Regions from separate parts of the Homo sapiens genome. Here all the other regions are linked to region 1. The links are chromatin contacts, found by Hi-C or POLR2A ChIA-PET in ENCODE. All regions are on one chromosome and are shown on one strand. The core of a region is the stretch at or near the end of the contact, and the rest is flanking DNA. Distances in the headings are between cores, read along the strand shown.

What was found. A loop is a pair of places that touch in the nucleus more often than their neighbours do. ChIA-PET counts read pairs that join two places held with the same protein, here RNA polymerase II (POLR2A). Pooled maps may share reads with other maps.
Region 2: a loop to region 1 is called in a map of GM12878, with 2.5 times the contacts of the local background. The contact joins two enhancer-like sites. A Hi-C loop is called at or near these places in 1 of 168 maps with a recorded cell type or tissue (GM12878), 18 of 37 single-sample maps with no recorded cell type and 7 of 50 pooled maps. POLR2A ChIA-PET finds 5 or more read pairs at or near these places in 1 of 52 experiments (activated B cell).
Region 3: a map of right cardiac atrium shows a loop between it and region 1 (2.8-fold over the local background). The contact joins two enhancer-like sites. A Hi-C loop is called at or near these places in 78 of 168 maps with a recorded cell type or tissue (A673, B cell, CD4-positive, alpha-beta T cell and 45 more), 37 of 37 single-sample maps with no recorded cell type and 44 of 50 pooled maps. POLR2A ChIA-PET finds 5 or more read pairs at or near these places in 12 of 52 experiments (CD4-positive, alpha-beta T cell, CD4-positive, alpha-beta memory T cell, CD8-positive, alpha-beta T cell and 9 more).

What each region holds. Positions count from the first base shown.
Region 1 is chr3:72,818,024-72,823,153 of GRCh38, forward strand. All of the region lies in intron 6 of SHQ1 (SHQ1, H/ACA ribonucleoprotein assembly factor), which reads right to left. Among named protein-coding and RNA genes, the nearest start is that of SHQ1, 28 kb to the right of the region's middle. RefSeq lists enhancers at 4,224-4,273, 4,294-4,573. Within about 2 kb of position 3,193, at least 13 of the 41 ENCODE cell types and tissues checked have a DNase peak (open chromatin) inside an H3K27ac peak, as active enhancers do.
Region 2 is chr3:72,589,109-72,594,238 of GRCh38, forward strand. The region is part of intron 10 of LOC105377161 (a long non-coding RNA gene); the gene reads right to left. Among named protein-coding and RNA genes, the nearest start is that of RYBP, 150 kb to the left of the region's middle. RefSeq lists an enhancer at 1,452-2,279. Within about 2 kb of position 2,648, at least 12 of the 41 ENCODE cell types and tissues checked have a DNase peak (open chromatin) inside an H3K27ac peak, as active enhancers do.
Region 3 is chr3:72,677,051-72,682,180 of GRCh38, forward strand. All of the region lies in intron 5 of LOC105377161 (a long non-coding RNA gene), which reads right to left. Among named protein-coding and RNA genes, the nearest start is that of SHQ1, 170 kb to the right of the region's middle. Within about 2 kb of position 1,986, at least 2 of the 41 ENCODE cell types and tissues checked have a DNase peak (open chromatin) inside an H3K27ac peak, as active enhancers do.

The sequences.
Region 1 (5,130 bases), core at 1,943-4,442:
AACAGCCTCTCACACACTGAAAATCTAGTATATACCATTCCATAGTTTTCTCTAGACATGTAATCACATACAGACACACAAGCATACCTACTAGGGAGTTTATACTTCCTACACCCTCCCTCAACCCAAATAACTAGGTCATTTTTCTCCATCTAGCCCTTCTCACTCAACAATACCTCTGGCAAATCCCTAAAAGTCAACTGGTGTGTAACTAATTTTTGTAAAGGAGTATAATATTCCAAAATGTACCATGCTCTGTCCAATCACTCCCCCTACTGATGGGCACTCACTTTGCTTCTAGTTTTCTGCCACTGCTAATAATGCTGCAATAAATATCCTTATCCTATGTCCTTGATTATTAGAGGCTTTATTTCCATAAAGTAGACTCTCGAGACTGTATTGACTGGGTTAAAAAAGTATCTGTTTTAGAAAGACACTTTACTTAAAGGCTACAATAACTCTCCTTTCTCACAGTCATGAATAGAAGTTCCTCTTCCTACACATACCTCCCACCTCCCCCTGGCAAGAAATGTAATAGCTTTTTTACAATCATTTCCAGGTTAATAAATTGAGTATAGTAGGCAGAATTCTAAGATGACTTCCAATGAGTCATATCATTATGTGGGGATGGAGCTTGTGACCTGCTTCTGTCCAACAGAATACGACCAAGGCAATGGGACAGTCATTTCCATGATTATATTCCATTATTAGCAGACCAAAGCCAGGGACTCGCCTGCTAGTTTTGAAGAAATAAGATGTCACATGGTGAAGTGAGAGAGCCTGTGAGAAGGCTATGTGGCAGGGACCTGTAGAGGCCTCTAAGATCTAAGAGTGGCCCCCAGCTAACAGCCAGCAACAAAGTAGGGGCCTCAGTTCTATATCTGCAAGGAACTAAATTCTGCCAACAATCATGTGAGATTGGAAGAAGACCTTGAGCTCCAGGAAAGAACACAGCCTCCAACATCTGTTTTTTAAAAAAATAAGATGGATATCTTTGGCTACAGCCTTGCAAGACCTTACACAGTGGACCCAGCTAAGCCTGGCCCAACTTCTGACTCATGGAAACTGAGATCATGAATGTACACTGTGTGAAGCTTGTGATAATTTGTTATGCAGCAAGAGAAAACTAAAACAGTGACTTATCATTGTTATTTCACTTAGTATTTCTCCAATTGCTCAACTTTAAGCACTAGTTCCTTGGTTTGTAGGCAATCTGGATTTGCACTCTTATGAGTGACCCATTCGAATGTGTTTTGTCCAGTTTTTTTCTATTGGATGGCTTGTCTTGTCAAATTAAGAATCCTGTATATTATAGATATAAACCCTAATCATCTTTCCAAAGCTACCATATCTCTACTGACTTTGTTTATGGTACCTTTTGCCATTGAAACACTTATTTTTCATGTAGTCAAATATGTCCATTTTTTTTTTAAGACAAGATTCTGGATTTATAGCTTTAGTTAAGGTTTCCCCAATCCTTGAATTGTACATGAAGTCTCTTTAAGATTAAATTTATTATCCATTAAGTGGAGGTACAGCATCATAAACAAAGGTCCTCATCCTGGTCTTCATATTGAGTAGGCTGAGGAATAAGAGGAAGAGGAAGGGTTGGTTTTGCTATCTCAGGGGTGGCAGAGGCAAAAGAAAATCCCCATATAAGCAGACCTATGCATTTCAAACATGTTTTGTTCAAGGGTCAACTGTATTTAATTTAAAATTTACTGGATTTAATTAATAAGACAGATAAACTGAGTGTTGACTGCCTCATTGGAGGACGCATCTGAAGTTCCTTAATTTAAATAAAAGCTCTCAGTTCATTTTAAGCAATTTGATTTAAGGAAATGGCATGAAGGCATATACTCACTGCAGGAAGAAAGCATACCTGACAAAATATTTTATGACTCCTTGTATTTAGCAAGAAGGTTAGAGACAGTATTCCCTTAGGTATGGTTTTTGAGATGTTCATTAATTTAGCTAATGGGAAAATGCCAGGTGTTCATGATCTCTGACTAGAGAAAAGTCTTTATATCCTAGTTGACTAATAGACCCCTGCTCCCACATAATTCTCAATCACAAAGTAAGCATGCCCAGAAACTATTTAGCAACATGTCAACTCTCTACATATTTATGCCTTCATTTTTAAGTAATCATACCTATCGACGTTTATCCATTTATAAAAGTTGACCTAGGCAATGTAGGTTCTGACGTTACATTATCCACATGTAAGTATTTCTACATTAGTCATTTTCAATAACTGTGCACAGAAGAAAAACCTACTTGAATTATTCTTCTGAATTCTTGGATACTAGGAGCTGCTAGACTTTCCCTAAAACACTTCCACCTTTTACTGAGCATTTATAAGTTCCACTGTGGCCTACTTCATTAATAACACACAAATGCATTTAAATTCTGAAATTCAAGCAAAGAAATCAGAGATGATAAATAACAATAACAACAAACCAGGAAATCACTAGAGAAACCAAAAGTCTGAGCTCCCTAAGGCCTTTTTTATTAGAGCTGTAAATCATATCACCCAAAGGGGAACTTGGGGGAAGTTTGCACACAATCAAGTCTAACCTAGCAGCAGTACTGGAAATAACTACAGATGCAGTGCCAACAATGCTTGGATGATTGCCACCATGAATAACATTTGTCAAGCATTTGTATGACTTAGCTACACTACAAAGCAGCTTTGCTATATAGTTCACAATGTTTTGGCTAATTATACTTTTAAAAATAATCTCCAGTGAAACAAAAGTCAGCTGAACTCTCAATACATTTGAGGAGGAAACTGGTGCCCTAGCATTGAAGCAAATGGCCAAGGACCACCTCCCAACATCAAAAACCCCACCAATATGTCTGAAGGCTGCAAAGGGACTATCAAAATGAAAGATGTCTGCAAGGTAGTCACTTTTCTCTTCCAAATATTTTCTAATTTTGTTACTTTTAAATCCTCCCTTCCTCTCTAAATCCCCCTCCCAAACATCCCTCTTATCTGGGTCAACAATTAAATCACAAAGGATCTCAATGCTCTCAGAGTAACGCACATCTGTCTATTACATTGTACATTCACTGGAACCAGATCAAGGGAACCAGAAAAAATTGTGCTGCATTCAAACCTTCAGCCTAAATGGGTAGCCCTGCAGTGCTACAACTTTCAAAGTTGACACTGACAGTTATCTCTACAAACACTGAAGGGCTCACTGGTGCCAAACAGGATGTCCCTGCTAGGAAGTTCATTGACTATAAATGTTACGTGGTGTCATAACAAGCAATAACGTGCCAAGACTCTGGAGCTTCAGATTAACCACTGAAAGACAACATGGGAAATGCGGTGAGTTCATCCTCATGAAACCAGAGCTCAGGGGAAGCACGGCGTTTAACACTTCCATTTACAAGCCTTTGGGGAGGAAAATCTGGATCACTACAAAGCTGGAGAAAAGTCTCCCTGTTGTAACTCAGGGCTGTGATGAAAACGACAAGAATTACAACCAAGGGAGAAAAAGAGGGAGCAAAGTTCACCACCTAAGGCTTATCTGGAATTCAAAGCAATCTAGGTTAATATTTTATGATACAGAATGAATCAAAGGTACACCCCTCACCTGCACTGTTGTATCTGCCTGGCGACACCTGATGAGGAGGTGTTAAACAGACAACAGCCCACGCTATGACACAAAGAGGAAGAAGGCCAGAGAGGCAAAGAACAAAGAGGAAGAGGAGAAAAGGTACAGCAGCATGCACCATAGTTCAGCAGAAAACTGTGATGTTTATTTCTTGGTTTATTTCTTTTCCCCCATATTTTATCCTGGCTCAACACACTTCAATTTATTCCTCCAATTCTGAGTGCCCCAAATATTTGAACCAGGATTTTTCAAATGAGAGAGAAATCTTGTTAACAAGGAACTTTCCCTTAAAGCTTTCTAAATGTATAAAAATTGTAATTTCACAGAGAAACCATCCAACTCCTGGCTCTCCTGTGACTGATTTTACTCTACAATAATAATTTCTAACATTTACAGGATTTTAAATACATCGTTTCATTCAATCTCAGGACAACTCTGAGGTAGGTACAGCATTCCACAGCAACCCAAAGGTGCAAGATCATATCGCAGGCATGTGGTGGAACAAGAAGTCCAACCCCAAGCCTACATTTAGTTTATATCTTACATTTGGTATTATTAGAAGAGACACGCTGTTCGACACAAAGCTCAAGTTCGTCTACCTTAGATCACATGTCCTTGCTATTTTTAAAGGTGGTTTTTAGAATGAATCACCATAATGGCTTTGCAGACTATGACTGTTCCTGATGCACCAGCCTGGCTATCAGTCATGGGTCAGATGAAGGGTCAGGAGGGCAGGTGGTTAAAAGGACTGAGTGGCTTGATCTCCTGCTAAAATTACACAAAGAAGACTAAGAGCATTGCTGACACAGAAAACTGGACTGAGAACAAGCTACAGTTTATCAAAGTAGAGCAAGTTAGAATTTAAATCAAAGGGAACGCCTTCTCTTGATTTTTAGGGCAACTAGCTCACCCTGGTGGACAGAAAACTCAACTACGCAACCATCAATTTTCTCCCACACCACCTCATTAAAATACCGTGCTAAAATTAGGGAAACTGACTCAAACCAGTTGACACACTTGATGATTTAAGTTTGTTCAAACTTCATGATCAGATCTACCTAGCATGTACAATTAACTATCTATATTCTGTTAGCAATCCTAAACCTGAAAATTTGTCTATATATACATAATGTGAGAAGTCTCTGAAAGCTGCTTAAACTCAAATATAAAAGTCAGGATTTGTTGAAAACGACAATAAATCTATAACAAAGAGTCACTATAGGCCGGGCGCGGGAGCTCACACCTGTAATCCCAGCACTTTGGGAGGCCGAGGCTGGCGGATCACAAGGTCAGGAGATCGAGACCATCCTGGCTAACAGGGTGAAACCCCGTCTCTAGTAAAAACACAAAAAATTAGCCAGGCGCGGTGGCCGGTGCCTGTAGTCCCAGCTACTTGGGAGGCTGAGGTAGGAGAATGGCGTGAAACCGGGAGGCAGAGCTTGCAGTAAGCCGACATTGTGCCACTGCACTCCAGCCTGGGCGACAGAGCAAGACTCCGTCTCAAAAA
Region 2 (5,130 bases), core at 1,398-3,897, 230 kb before region 1:
ATGCTAAGAGGGGAGCATCAAGGGGTGTTGAAAGCTTAAAAGGGAGCGCTGAGGACCCTTGGTGAGCCAGGTGCTCTTCCAGTGCCCGTGGATGTGGCTGTGTAACTCAGTCGCTTCCCTGCTTTCTTCGTGGGGCCTAACGTAAGTGTTTCTCCTTTTCAGCTCTCCCCTTTCTCCTCTTAATATCTACATTGCCTGTTGCCTCAACTACTCAATCCTGTGCAGCTTTGCTTTCTCAATGTAAAGCGCTGTCGTCTCTCAGGTACATTTTGAGTCTTATGAATGATAGTTATCACTGATTTGAGGACATATCCTGTGCCAAGCAGTCTCTATGCTCTCACACTGTTCAGCAATTGCAATATCCTCACAACCATCCTTCTTCTTCTTCTCATGATCCCATTGTCTTAGTCCCGGAGGAAGTAACCCTGAGACAGGGACTCAGAGCACCTGGTTTACTTGGCAGTTTAAAGAAACATGGGCAGGTCAGTGGGGAGGTCATGGAAGGGAGGGTGTATTATCAGTCAAGTTCACCCTGGGGGAAAACCAGAGCCAAATCCCGCTGGGGAAATTCTGAGAAGTGGCATAGAATGCGTCTCAGAATCACCGTACCCAGGGGGTGAAGGAGTTGGGGTGCTTATTCACCAATTCCCACCAGACGCTGGTTGAGGGCTGTGTGTAGGTGGGAATGGCACTAATTCCTGGGCACTGCTGGCACCTGCAAGGGCAGGCAAAGTGGGCATCGGCAGCCTGAGAAAGCCCCCAGGGGAAGAAATGGAGGTGCCAGAGTACACTGAAGTGGTGAGGACGGAGGGCCTACTACGCCCATATTACAGATAAGTAAACAGAGGCTTCGAGGAGTCAGTCCAAGGTCACATGGCTAGGAACTATCAGAGCCAGGATGAACTGAAGTCTTTCTGGCTCTAAAACAACATAAAATGCCCCTTGAGAGGCATTATCTTATCTTAACCTCCAGTAACCCTTACAGCTCTTTGCACAGGGCTAAGAACCCAGTAAAGAATCCAAAACTGCTTCCTGATTGAGGAGCCTGAACGATGAGGAGCTTCTTAGACCCACAGAATAACAAGGCTTTTTTTCTTTGTTTGTGTTTTTGAGACTGAGTCTCACTCTATTGCCCAGGCTGGAGTGCAGTGGCGTGATCTCGGCTCACTGCAACTTTGGCCTCCTGGGTACAAGCGATTCTCTTGCCTCAGCCTCCTGAGTAGCTGGGACTACAGGTGAACACCACCACGCCTGGCTAATTTTTTTATTTTTAGTAGAGACAGGGTTTCACCATGTTGGCCAGACTTGCCTCAAACTCCTGACCTCAGATGATCCGCCTGCCTCGGCTTCCCAAAGTGCTGGGATTACAGGCGTGAGCCACCATGCCAAGCCAATAACAAGCTTTTAAATGTGCCTCCCTTCTCCATGATAGCAGGTGCGATCACCTAGTTTCTGAATACATTCATGAGTGTCTCGACCCCTTTTTACCTTATCACCTCTTGGACTTGTTTGAAAAGAGGAAAACAGGCCCACAGTCAACGACGGCTTCCTGTCATGAAGCTGAGGCCAGAACTGGAGTTGCTACTCTTGGTCTTCAGCAAAAATTCAAATGCCCATGCAATCCTTTTTTTCCCCTCCATGAAATTCCCCTAACTCGGTTAAAGAAAAAAAGTCAGTCAATTTACATGGTAACAGAAAAGGACAGGGCCTGGTATAAAATATTCCCCCATCTGCACCGGAGGGCACGGCCTACACGCTTCAAGAGCACAGCGGAGGCCCCGGGGATTTGTTTTTCTTTCCCTGACCCGGGGACTCTGATCTCTCACTTAACCTCTGACCTCTTCAATTCAGATAACAGGGAACTGGCAGCTGGGTTGGGGGCAGCTCTGAATGCCACTGGACTCCGCCTGGGTTCATTCTGGCCATGGAGACAGAACAAAGGGAGGTGGCCCTTCCCCGTGAAGCACCCCAGGGCGGCAGGCAGTCCTGTGGGGGCCCCTGCTCAGGTGCCCACCCCGGGGAGCATAGAGGGTTACCTCATTACAGCTAATGCCATTTAGAGCCTACTTTGTGCGGACAGGAAAAAAAATTAAAGCAACATCAATACCTTGATTTGACTCCATTTAAAAACTTCAGACTGAAATAGGCCTCAGCAAAGATCCATGCCCCTCCCTGCAGAGAGGCCTTTTTCCTCCCTACCTTAGGCCTCATTTAAAACAGGGCTATAGTCTGCATTTTAACAGCAGCTATTTAGAGGTGGGTATGAGCCACTTGTTTGAAATTGAATCAGCCATTTTTATTAAGCCATATATTTTCATTCTTGCCGGTGACGCTGGGAGACGATTTTCCAGCCTCTCTGTTTTGCTTTCCAGTGTATTTTCATTGGGAGGAGAGCTGCAAATCCAGGCCCTGCAACCTCCAATTACCCTGCTCCAACCCCATGCTGCTGGGTTGGACCCAACTCTTCACAGCAACCTCAGAAACAATGAATTTTAACCCCCGCACCCGCAACACCAAAACAAATTCCTTCCTAAATAAGGAGCCCGTTGGCTCCTTCCTAGCTGAATTCCCAGCCCCCATCTCCCAACTCCAGTTTCCAGTTTTGTGGCTGCCGCTGCTCCTGCTTGCTGGTGACTTGGCAGCTCAGCAGTGACCACCCACGGTCGTGCCCCAGGGCTGGATGACTACTTAATCTCTGCTAGGAGTTTGGCAAGAGGCTATTCACTGCCTTTAGACAATTAGACATCTCGAGGGACAGACATTTTTTTGGAGCCTCTAGTTCCCAGCTGCATGTGGGTGGGCCTTTTATTCATTCATTCATTCATTCACTGATACATTCATTCACTCACTTATTTATTCTTTCGTTTATTCATTGATTGCTTTGGAACAGCACCTGACACAGAAGGATGACAGCATGTCAGTAGCTGTCATTCATATCCACAGCCAACATTTATCAGGGACCTCCTACTATGTACCAGGAACTGAAGATGAAATAAATAAAACCCAGCCTCTGCCTTCGTGAGATCATACTATCAGAATGTGGTTTTGCACATTGGGATCACTCGGGGAGCTTTTAAGAAAAGCCTATACTAGGCCCCACCCGCAGAGATTCCGATGTGATTAGTCCATGGTGGGGCCAAGGTATCTGCATTTTGTAAAGGCTTCCACATGTTTCTAACGTGCAACCAGGGCTGAAAGCCACGGCTCAAGAAGGAAGGGCAGATAAGGAGACAGCTCTGCCCCAGGGTGAGGAGGGCAAGAGTAAAGTTCTGTGGATGCAAGGAGAGATGGACTCTAACCCTGCCTGAGGTCAGGAAGGCTTTCTAGAGGAAGGAGGCCTGAAGACAGAAGTCAGCATGGGATGGGCCAAGGTACTGGGAAAGGAGAAAGGGGGAGAAGATTCCAGGAGATGGGAACAGCACAGCAATGGCCTGGGTTGAAGGCAAGCATTGCACGTAGGACAATTTCCGATGATTGCATATGGCTGGAGTTGTGTGTGAGAGAAGGGAGCAGGGGATGGAGGAGACAGCTGGCCGAGCAACCCTGCTAAGGGACTAACAGGGTGTTTTGTCATCCATGTAAGGGGTTCAAACACTGCCTAAAAGCAATAGGGAGCAGAGGAGGGAAATGATTAATTTTGCATTTTATTTTATTATTTTTAAATTAATTTACTTATGTATTTTTGAGACGGAGACTCGCTCTGTCACCCAGGCTGGAGTGCAGTGGTATGATCTCGGCTCACTGCAACTTCCGCCTCCTGGGTTCAAGCGATTCTTGTGCCTCAGCCTCTCGAGTAGTTGGGATGACAGGTGCATGCCACCACACCCAGCTAATTTTTTTTGTATTTTTAGTAGAGACGGGGTCTCCCTAGGTTGCCCAGGTTGGTCTCAAACTCCTGGCTCAAGTGATGCACCCGCCTCAGCCTCCCAAAGTGCTGGAATTACAGGCATGAGCCACCACGCCCAGCCAATTTTGCATTTTAGAAAACTCCTGGCCGGGCGCAATGGCTCACGCCTGTAATCCCAGCACTCTGGGAGGCCGAGGCAGGCAGATCACGAGGTCAGGAGATCAGGACCATGCTGGCTAACATGGTGAAACCCCGTCTCTACTAAAAAAAATACAAAGAAATTAGCCAGGCGTGGTGGTGGGTGCCTGTAGTCCCAGCTACTCAGGAGGCTGAGGCAAGAGAAGGGCGTGAACCTGGGAGGCGGAGCTTGCAGTGAGCCGAGATCATGGTGCCATTGCACTCCATCCTGGGCAAAAGAGCGAAACTCTGTCTCAAAAAAAAAAAAAAAGAAAAGAAAACTCCTTCAGCTGTAGAATGGACTAGAGCGCAGCCAGACAGGAAGCCAGGTGAGAAATGACAATGACTGGACGCAGGGATGTATCAGTTTAACTTAGGCTGGGCTCCCCTACACCTTGAGATAGTCTAGAAAAGGAGTCAGAATTGTCCCACCTAAGGAATGAAGAAACTGGTGTATTTGCCCACAGACCCCTGTCTGGTGTTGGTCCAGGGCCTCTCCTGGAGGCATCAATGCCCCAGCATCCTGGCCTGCCCACCCCACTCCCACAGGCATGCTCCTGGCCAAAGCAAGCTCCCTGGCAGAGAATGACAGGCACCTACAAGGACACCATCCCTGGCTGTGGGAACAGTGGTGCCCAGGGCACATGTACAAGGCTGCAGCAGAGGCTGTGACTAGGTCTTTACCCAGTGATGGAGGGCATGAGAGACTGAGGCCAGGAAGAGGCTGGTGAGTGTGGTGAGATTGACAGGTGCAGATGGAAATGAGGAGGCAAGGGTTGCCATCAAAAGGAGGATGGCAACCCTCCAGCACGCTGACTGAGGGCACGAGCAAGTGAAACCTTTAATCCCCAGGGTCAGATCAGCACAAATACAGCCATGTGCCGGCCAACAACCTTCTGAGCATCCATGCAGGGCAGGATCATGGGATTCTGGTTGTTTGAGCTGCATGGACTTTTGGTTTCCAGGAGAGAAGAATTTGCAGTATTTGTAGGAGGCTTGGCTTTAGGCACATAAAAAGGCCTTAACAGACTTTAATTCCGGGTCACCCCCACCCACAACCTTGTGTTCCTCCCTCTCCTCTCCCCATGATGTAATCTCTGATGTAA
Region 3 (5,130 bases), core at 736-3,235, 140 kb before region 1:
AGTCCCACCAGACACACATGGGATGGTCATATCCTAATTGAAAAAGGGATGACCAGCAGAGAGAAATAACCCAGATTCATTAGTGTTAATATCCCCATTTTATAGAAAAGGTAATTGAGATTAGAGAAACTGCAAACCCGCCCAAGATCTCCTAACAAAGTCAAATATGTCTGTCTCCAGTTCAAAGGTCTCATCAGTACTCAGTGATGCTTCTTCCACCTGCTAATCTCATAGGATCCTCTAACCCACGCAGGAAGTTTATAGGCAGGATTATCTCCCTTTCCAAAAGCCAGAACAATAACCTGGCACCCTCAATCCAGACCCTGGCACCAATGCCACATCTGACCCAGCACACCCAGGTCACCCAAGGAGCCTCCCGTCCCGACCCAGATTGCAGCAAGAGCCAGGCTGGAGCTTAGGAATGCAGCACTGATTATCCCCACTCACCTCCACTGGCAGGTGAAACTCTGCCATGGCATTCCTTTGCTTTTGGAGTGAAGACCCAAACTCTTACCTAGGGTAAAGGTCCTGAACATCTGGCCCCCGTTCACCCGCTGGCCTCTTCTTCTCCATTCTCTGTCCCAGTAACACTGTTCTTACATTCCATGAAGGTGCTTTGCTTCCTCTCACCCCAGGACCTTTGCATATTCTGTTCCTTCTGCTTGGAATGCTCTTTCCTCTGATCTTCACCTAGAAAACTCACCCTTCAAGCCAGGGGCAGTGGCTCATGCCTGTAATCCTAACACATTAGGAGGCTGAGGCAGGCAGATCACTTGAGGTCAAGAGTTCAAGACCAGCCTGGCCAATATAGTCAAACCCCATTTCTTCTAAAAATACACAAATCAGCCATGCATGGTGGAAGGTGCCTGTAGTCTCAGCTACTTGGGAGACTGAGGTGGGAGAATCGCTTGAACCCGAGAGGCGAAGGTTGCAGTGAGACGAGAACACGCCACTGCACTCCAACCTGGGGGACAGAACGAGATTTCATCCCGCCTCACCCCTCAAAAAAAAGAAAAGCAAACTCATCCTTCAAATCAGCTCCTTGAGGAACCCTCCACACCTCCATAGTCGGGGTCAGTGTCTCTGTAGACCATCGTGGAAACTCAAAGCATTTGCTGAGGTTATGAGAATACATTTACGTGGAATTATCTGGTGAAAACATGTGTCTCCCAATAGATGTAAGATCATCAGAGCAAGGATCATACCCATGTTTCTAGTCACCATTCCTAGCAGTTAGCCCAGGGCCTGCCCCAGAAAAAACCCTCAAAAAACATTTATTAAACAAATGAAAGGAAGAGAGAGAGGGAAGGAAGACGGAGAGAGGGAGAGAGGAGTTTTCTGTGCCTCAATTAAAGATTCCATGTAGTAAACCACAAGCATTTCAAAGATGTTGATTGACCTCTTAAACTAGAATGAACATGAAGAAAATAAAACCATTACAAGCATTAGAGGATTTATTGGCTAAGCCTGGCTGCTTTTCGTATTATTCCCTATGTTTTCCTTTTACTGGAACCACAGGACCAAAGTCCAGGGCATGGGGGGAGACAGGAAGCGACAGAAACGGAAAAAATAAAGGAAGGAAAGAGAGAAGGAAAGACAGACAGGAAGAATAAAATAGAGGGAAGAGGGTGGATGGAGGATAGGAAGAAGAGTTCAAGAAGGGTGGGAGGAACCCACCTAAGCCTGATAATTCTCAATGAGGATGGAAAGTAAATAATGCAGGGTCATTCTGCAAGCCCACACTGAAATACACAAACCCCACTACGCCCAGGAGCTGGCATGGTATGGGCCCATGACAGGCCATTAAATGGAAGCTAGACAGAAAATATGATCCATGGAATTAAAGGCCTTAGAAGGAGGCTTGCTCTGAAGCAAAAAGAAGGAAACAAAGATCAGGGCTGACATAGGGAGGGAGTAGAAAGAGTGCGGAATGTGTCACGCCCTTCCTCTGCCAGGAGACCTCTGTCTTCCCCTGTGGCTATGATGACAATATGAAGGGATGTTTATTGCTAACACAGCAAAATGTGGTCCAGTGGCCAGGAGTTTCCCTGGCATGATTCATTCATGTTCTGAGCAAATGAACAAGAGTTTGCATTGTTGGAGGGGTTGTGGCACACATAAGGTAGTGGGGCGAAAGTGTGGAGATGTGGCCGCTCGTGTCAGCAGTCGCTGGAGGCAGGTACAGATGCTGCACACTGATGGAGTCCCTGCAAAATCCCCACCTCTCAACTCAGGTTCTGGGAGCCCTGGGGAAACACAATGTGGACCTTGGTTTTACTGTAAAGAATAGCAAGCATGTGTATTCTCTTGGGAAGGGCAGACGGCCTCAGGCCAGCATCTCAGATGCTGCTTTTTAAGCAAGGAGGAGTTTACAAAAAGATAGGAATACAAGCAAAAACAATAGGAAGGATGACTGCAAAAAGGAGGGAGAATTGCTAAGGTAGCAACTTGGGGGATGAGATGCCTGGTGAAATGTCTGAGGGGAAATCAAGTAAACCTCCTCCACCAACTCCACTCCTATGCCCCCATCCCTAGGCAGTTTGTTCCTGCTGGGACCATTCGTTCAGTGCTAGAACTCACAAAACCCTTTCTGACAGGCAAACATAGATAATTTACTGACTCATGTAATTGAAAAGCCCAAGGATTAAATGGTATCAGGCATGGCTGGATCCAGGAGCTCATGAAGTGCTATCAAGACTGTTTTTCTCCCTCTGTCTCTTGGATCTGTTTCTGTCTCTGCTGGCAGGATGTCTCCAGTCCTAATAGGGGTGGTGGCAGCCATCCCTGCCTAAGGGGTGCTTCTCTTTCTCAATAGTTTCCAAAAAATCTCAGGCCTGAGTCTTATTGGCCACGGTTGGGACACGTGCCATCCCCAGAGCCAGGGATAAGGAGTGAGTCCCAGCCAGATCGAGGTGTTAATAGCCAAATGATGACAAATGGCTATTGTACAGACAAAAACAACAGATGTAACCACAGAAGCTGTGTGGATAGCCACAAGATAATAGCACCCCTCCCCCACGAATTTAAACACAGATGCTGGTTGCTAGGGAGGGATGCTGAGGTCAACACACACATTGGTTATTTTCTGAAACAGAGAGAGCTTGGTGGAAAAGATTCCTCTCCTGGCTGGTCGTTGGGAGTTTTCTTGGCAAATCCATTCTGAATCTCCAGAATTAGCAGACCTAGAGGAGGCATGTGAAGACTTTGCTGGAATGCTATTCATTCATTCATCACTCTCTCACCTCCTTCTTATTCTTCAACTCTGCCATCTGCCTTCTTCCCATATATCACAAGGGGAACTGTCCTTATGAAAATTGCCAATGACTCCTCTCTTGTGGATCCTATGGAATTTTGCTCCTTTCCTTCCTGGGTCTCTCAGGAGAACCTTCTGGAAACATGCTTTACCCATGGCTCTGCTCCCATTCTTCCCATCCTCCCACTGTGAGTACATTTACTCCTGTGCCTTCAGTTTCCATCTCTGTATTGGGTCCCAGTCCAAATTTATAGCCAGGACTACTCTGTGAGTTTTGGTCTCCTGAATCCAAATGCCTACTAGAACCTTCACTCTTGGATGTCTCTCTGGCATCTGGAACTAAACGTGTCCAAAGCACTGAACTCCTCCTCAGCCCCGTTTCAAAGCTTGCATCTCCTCCAGAGTTCCCTGCTGGATGCCTAGGACCACTGTCCACGTGCTTACCTGAACCAGAGACTGAGGACAGACAGGCCCAGCCCCCGCCTCAGCCCTACACCATTTAGTCACTAGTCACTAAATCCTCCTTGGAAATATCCCCCCACTTCCTGCCAGCCCCACGGCCCTCTAATGCGGCTCTGGCATCATGATCTCTGCCAGCAATGTCCCAACCTGCCTCCCACTTCCCACGATGTCCACCTCCTCACCCCACATCCTACCACCCACCCTGCAGTCAGATCCTTCCAACATAAATGTGATGGTGCCACTTCCTTAGTGGCTTCCCACCACTCTGAGGGATGAGTCAAACTCCTCCAGGTGACATTTAAGTCCTCCTTATAACCCAGGTCCTGCCTGCCCCTCCAGCCTACTGACTTTTTGCTACTCATCTCTCAAATCTCTCAAACTCTGTGCCCACCATGCTGAACGGCTTGACTCCCACCTTTGCACAGGCTATTACCTCTGTTTGGGGTGCTCTTCCTCCTGCCTCTTCATTTGGCTTCCCCTTCTCATCCTCCAGGGCTCCTCTTACATATAACACCCCCCAGGACAACGTCTCTGACTAAGACTAAGCTAAGTATCTCTCCCAATCAATCAACTCTCTAGGGAAGATGGTACTGGTGTTCAAGTTCTTTTCTTTTCTTTTCTTTTTTTTTTTTTTTTTTTGAGATGGAGCCTCGTTCTGCCACCCAGGCTGGAGTGCAGTGGCATGATCTTGGCTCACTGTAACCTCTGCCTCCTGGGTTCAAGCAATTCTCCTGCCTCAGCCGCCTTAGTAACTGGTACTACAGGCGCCCACCACCACACCTCGGTAATTTTTGTATTTTTAGTAGAGACAGGGTTTCACCATGTTGGCTAGGCGGGTCTCAAACTCCTGACCTCAAATGATCCACCCTCCTCGGCCTCCCAAAGTGCTGGGATTAGATGCATGAGCCACCGCACCCGGCTGTCAAGTTCTTGATGAATGGGAAAGTTTACTGAGAAGAGGAGAGGAAAATCTTTGAGTATATTTTTAGCCAATGAAGACTTTCTTTTTGATACTTACTTTCCAAACAAAAATATATTAATTTCTTACTCTGAGTCAGCGGCACCTGTGCTGGACACAGGTTTGCCAGCAAACAAGACAGACACACGCCTTGCCTTTTAGGAAATTATAATCCAATAGGAAAGACAGATACTAAATTAACAGTTCAGCCAAACTTAATGGGTACTAGCCCTAACTCTCTTGTGGCAGATTGTATTTTCCAAAGATGGCTTCAATATGCTCTCTTTCAATGTGACTAACACTATTCCATTGAGATACAGGATCTGCGTTCCCTGTCCTTGAAACCGGTTGGACTGCTATGACCAATAGAATGTTGTGGAAGTGACACTGAGTGACTTTAAGTCAATAAAAGTTTCCACCAATCTTTATTTCTCTCTCTCTCTCTCTTTTTCTCAGG